Regions from separate parts of the Homo sapiens genome. Here region 2 is linked to region 1. The links are chromatin contacts, found by Hi-C or POLR2A ChIA-PET in ENCODE. All regions are on one chromosome and are shown on one strand. Each heading gives the region's core, a stretch centred on a gene start or an enhancer-like site at or near the end of the contact. The rest is flanking DNA. Distances are from core to core; before and after follow the strand shown.

The links. A loop is a pair of places that touch in the nucleus more often than their neighbours do. ChIA-PET counts read pairs that join two places held with the same protein, here RNA polymerase II (POLR2A). Pooled maps may share reads with other maps.
Region 2: a pooled map shows a loop between it and region 1 (2.5-fold over the local background). The contact joins two enhancer-like sites. A Hi-C loop is called at or near these places in 1 of 50 pooled maps. POLR2A ChIA-PET finds 5 or more read pairs at or near these places in 2 of 52 experiments (A673 and HEK293T).

What each region holds. Positions count from the first base shown.
Region 1 is chr11:16,784,330-16,787,029 of GRCh38, forward strand. PLEKHA7 (pleckstrin homology domain containing A7) reads right to left here. Exons shown (of 27, transcript NM_001329630.2): 24 at 1,900-2,058. Among named protein-coding and RNA genes, the nearest start is that of C11orf58, 47 kb to the left of the region's middle. Within about 2 kb of position 1,327, at least 5 of the 41 ENCODE cell types and tissues checked have a DNase peak (open chromatin) inside an H3K27ac peak, as active enhancers do.
Region 2 is chr11:16,606,400-16,609,099 of GRCh38, forward strand. It overlaps a transcript of SOX6 not described here. Among named protein-coding and RNA genes, the nearest start is that of C11orf58, 130 kb to the right of the region's middle. RefSeq lists enhancers at 723-1,224, 1,225-1,724. Within about 2 kb of position 1,397, at least 26 of the 41 ENCODE cell types and tissues checked have a DNase peak (open chromatin) inside an H3K27ac peak, as active enhancers do.

The DNA of each region.
Region 1 (2,700 bases), core at 77-2,576:
GTCTCCCTCTGTCTAATGCAGGGACTTAGTACTTAGTAGCCCTCCAACTAATTCTCCCTGAATGGATGGATAATGGATAAATGGATGATTGACAGGTGGGTGAATGAAAGGATGTGATGGTGCTTTCTGTCCCTAAAAAAGCTCTTCTGATCTAGACAGGAGGCAGCTATGCTGAATCTACTGCTGGCCAGAGGAAAATGGCCCCAAATTTCACCTCACCAGCATCTCCCGTGGACCTAGTGGCAAACTCGGCTTGGTGAAACCTTGCTTGGACTAAGAACACGAAAGGAAGCTTCTGCATGCTCCAGGAACTTTTTCCTCCCTGAATTACAAAAGCACACTAAAATGGGGTGGGTTGAAGCTCCTAAAAACAAGCTTAATCCAATCCCAGGGCAAATCAGGTCATGGATTTAAACCCACACGCAGCCCTTTCACTCTGTTGGAGATGGCAAGAAATAAGCTCTTCTCTGTTACTCCAATGAGGACAGATTTAGAGGAAGGAAGCAGATTACATTGTAGCAGGAGGAATTTAGGTTAGAGATAAGGAAGAACTTTTTCCCTGGGCTGGCAGGCAATCAGGACACTACAGAACACACTTCCCCTGCCAAGGCAGCATGTTGGGGCTTCTTTTGTGAATCTGAGAACGCACAGACCTTTGGCTGTTTCAGATGGCAAAGGAACAAGGTCTTGGGGCAGGGGACCAGCCTTGTTAACTCCTAGAGCCCCAGCAGACCCCAAAACTCAACAACTGTACAGGCATCTATCTTATCCACACACTGTTCCTTTGTTCCCAAAGACCAGAGGAACCCCTAACATACTGAGTCAGGTAGATACCATTGGCAAATCAGCTTGTGAATGGGCCTGGCACCACCTCTTAAGACAGCAGGAAGGCTCTGGAAGACACAGGTCCTCCTCAGTTCTCACTCTCCTATCACACAGACCTGGGGGAAAGTTTTATTGAGGTCTCGCCTCGATCCATCCTTCATGTGGTGAGAACATTTCCTCTTGTGCAGTTTCCAGGCAGGCCAAGTCCTTGTACAAATGCTTTTGGTACATTTATGGGTCACTGTGTGATTCATTCAACACAGTCAAAGATGCAGCAAAGATGTACCACGTACCCACTGTGTGCCAGGCCCTGTGCCAGGGACTAGGGATACAAAGGTGAACCAAGCAGCCATAGACGCTGCCCTGAAGAGCTTAGGAATAGCATCGACATAGGCCACAGGAGACAATCTACGTCTTGAAGACACTGAGTGTGTCATCCCGAGTTCCCTTTCTCTCCCCTTGGGTAGAGACATTTCCTGATGGGTAGAGATCCAGGAGTTACTTGCTCTCCTGGGCCTGCCCTGTCATGATGCATGTGAGCCACCAGAGGGCACCAGAAGAATTCAGACCAGAACTCTGCACTGTCTCCTAGCTTCTACCATGGCTGGAAATTTCGCCTGTGATTTTCAAACCTGCCCCCCATTTTCCCCTAGTCAGACTGCCCAAGTTGGCCTCACCAGCCAGTTGAAAAGCCAACCCCTGGTGTTGCAGGGAACATTTCCTAACAATAACAACTGCTGCTCACGTGCCTACTATGTGGCTTTGATCGCTAAACCTCCCAAGAACATGTGCAGTTACTTAATCCTCTTCACAACCCACTTCACTGTTGAGGAAACTGAAGCACAGAGAAGCTAAAATTGCAATTTGCCCTAAATTACAGAGAGTTTTGAACCTTCATCGAAACATCTGGCCTCCTTTCATTGCCTTAAGCTGCTATCCATCCATCCTCCTAGGCCACACTGAAGCTGAGCCATGTCCCTGTTCAGGATGATACCCCACAGTGGGAAGGTGGATCAGGCTGGGAACTTGAAGGCCATGTCTCCTGGAGGACATGAAGGAAGTGCCTGCCCTCACCTCTCTGCTGATGTCCAAGTCATAGTCTTGAGGCTCCAGGTCCAACTCAGTGACAGGCATGGCCTGCACTTTCAACCAGCCATTCTCCTCCTTGTCCTTTTTTTCCCCTTGCACGACCCGTTCCAGCAACTGCAGGTCAAAGTCCTGCTCACGCTTCCACTGGCAACAGAACAAGAGGTTAAACGTAGTCGCTTCCTGATTGCTGAAAGAGCCCGGCTGGTCACCTTTTTCCATGGGGTCCTTTGGAAGATGAACCTGTGATCCCCTTAGGGAAAAGCTGTATGTGCAATAGAGAATGAAGCTGCTGTCCCCTTCATATGGGCTGTTCCAGACTGCTAAGTGCTCTCTGATCTGGGTTCCCAGAGGTTTCAAACATACACCCTTGGGGCACAGGTCTAAGACTCATGACTTCAGGCTCACAGTGGTCCCCAGGGAAATAGAAGGCTCCCAGAGAGGGTGACCTCCAAACAACTTGGGACAGAGTTCTAGAGAAGGGATTTGTCCCTTCCACTCTCTACAGCTGGTTCAGGAGACATACGTCCCAGGCTCAGAATTAATGGAAAAACACGCCCTTCAAGGCCCTGCTAAGCAAGAAGAATAACCAAGGATCTTTCTATTGGGAATTTTCAACAAGATAACATTCGTAGGTGGGGGATCTCGCACTTACAGTAGGGCTGGGGAGGTACAAGCAAAAGCAGCTTGGAGCCAATGAGGCAGAAAAACTGCTGTATGAGACCCATCTATTTGAGATAGATGTTTTCTTTAAATTAGAAAAAAAAACTAAATCATATAAAATTGAAA
Region 2 (2,700 bases), core at 147-2,646, 180 kb before region 1:
GGCATTACCGCCTAGCGGTCCCATCTGAACCTTCAAAGCCGACACGCATTTGCTTTCACAGAACGAGGAGGGATGACTACACACGCAGCCACAAAAGCTTCCTCTATCACACACTTGAGCGAACTTCAATGAAATACCTACCTCGAACTTCACGGAGACTTACAAATTCATTCTCTAAGCCACCTGACTTCTTTTTCACATCATTCCCAATTATATAGATTAGAATACCAATGCGGGGAGGCGGAGGTGGAGGAGTGAGGTGGGCCGAGAGGGCAGACAGATTTCCGGACGAATACTTAGGATGGCGATAACAGCTTTCTGTTGTCAAAGGTTGCGTTGTGTCCCTGTCCCTGCCCTTTTGCCTTAATGTCCTACGCACAGTTATCTACGGCTACAACATGTGTTTTCTCAGGGTGGATTTTTTGGAGGGGAGGTGAAGGGGAGAAAAACAGACCCCCGCCACGCAGATCTGTCACTCCGGAACAAGGCGCAACTCTCCAAGAGGGGGACGCATCCTCGGGATCAGCGCGTCCACCAGCGAGCGGCGGGCGCCCGGGCCCCTTTCTCTCCCTCCACTCCCCCTCCGCGTCGGCCCCTCGGAGCGCCCTCCTCCCGCTCCTCCTCCTCCTTTCCCCTCCCCAGCCAAGTACGCAAACCCGCCCCGGCCCGGCAGCCGCGGCTCCCGGCCACCCGCGCCCTCTCGGGGCTCCGCTCGCTCGGCTCTCGTCCCTCTGCCTGTCCTGCCCCAGCCCCTCGGTCCCAGCTCACAGAAACTAACCCTGGAGTGCCCGGAAGGGCAGGAGCGGAAGACGCCGGGGGACGGCGGCCCGGCCCTGGGCTCCTGCCCCCTGCCCCCTCCGGCGCCCCAACAGGTAGCTCACAGCGGGCCGCGCGCCCTGGCTCTGCCTCCCTCGCTCTCGAGATCGCTCGCTCCGTCCCGGTTACCTGGGCGGGCTCCAGGATGGTACCGCGCGGGAGGGCTCCTTGTGCGCTGCGCCGCAGGAGTAAATGGCATTAAAGAAAAAGGGAAAGATACAAATAAAAAAAATTAAAAGGAAGGGGAGTCGGTGCTAGGTCAATTGTCACAGTCCGGGGAGCAAGGGAACAGAACCCCCCAGCGCCGCGGCCGGCGTAGCCCGTTAACTCAAGTCTGCGGGGGTGTCCCGCCCCGGGTGGGGGCAGCGCAGAGCGGCAGAAGTTTGCCGCCGGGGTTCCAGGAGGTGCGCGCGGAGCGGGGTGACTAGGGGCTTCACCCTGGAACAAGTGAAGGCGATGGTTAGTGCTGTCAATCTTGGCAATCAGTGTGAGCGGCCATGTCGTAAGTATTCAAAGCATTTCCCGTCGTGCAACATCAGAAAGTGAGTGGCCAGGGCATTGATCTGAGCGAGGGAGAGGAGGCTGGGCTCCCCTCCCAGACAACACAGGCAAGATGAGACAAGAGGCGAGGGAGGCAGCGAGCCAGGCAGAGAAGCTGGGAGGGAGGAGGGCGGGCCGGGGGAAGAAGGAGGGGAGAGCGGGAGGCAAAGGCAAGAGAGAGCCGCAAAGAGAGAGGAGGGCAGAGACATCGGCGAGACCAGAGGTTGGAACTGGGGAAAGCGCCTGGAAAGAGACGGTGAAGCAACTACTAGGGGAGAACTGGAAGGAGACAAAGAAGAGAGAAAGTCGGGGTCAGAGGAGAATGGGGACAAGTACTAGGTGGGGGAGAGGCAGGCTGAGGGGAAAACGACCAAAAGAGCTCTATTGGGGCTAGGGCTGCTGGGAGGAGGAGTCAGGAGAAAGGCAAACTGTAGCGTGGAAAAGGTAGGCAACTCGGGGAGAAAAAAAAGGAGCAAACTGGAGAAAGTGAGGAAGTCAAATGGTAAAGGAAAATGTATGAATGGTAGCTTGTGCTTTGGAAAAGTTAGGTGACAGAAGGAGGCATGGGCTGAATGTTGAGAAGTACTAAGAGATAGAACTGGACCACAAAAGCGAGTCACGAGACAAACGGAGAAGGGGAAGGACAGGCAGGCCAGGGAGAAGACAAGAAGGGTGGATATTAGGATGAACAATAAGAAGGATGAAGGAAAACGAAAAAAAGAAGTAGTCAAAAGAGAGAAAAGAAAGAGATGAAGGAAGCAGAGATGATGAAAACACACCACTTAGTAGGATCTCAGCAAATGGGGGAAGAGAAACATTTTAAACGATGGAGGAGGAGGCGTTGAAAAAAAAAAAAGAAAAAGCAATTCACACAGGAGATTCCTAACATATGTAGGTGGCAGTGTTCTGGAGGCCATATGGATTATATAGTTTATGGATTCAAATTATTATAAATAACAGGACATGTACAAATCACCAAAAAATTATTACACTTTCACGGCAATAAATAAAACAATTCCACAATTGTTATACTGTTATATGGATAAGTCTTCATTGTATGGGATTGAGTGGATGATATATGTATATTACCTCAACTTTGTAGAGGAAAAGATTTGGAGAAACAATTTCAAGAGGGGTGGTTTAAAGGTTGTTGAAGATGAAAACAGTTTCAGTCACCCAGGATGACATATAAAAATGCCTAAGTCAGATGTAGAAAATTATGTTAATAAAAGACCCCCAGACAAAACCTAAATAAAGATTCCCTTTGAGTCATGTGTAGGGTAGATTATAGATTTGAAGGACATAGAATGTCATAAAGAAGTAGACACCTGAAACTTAATCTCA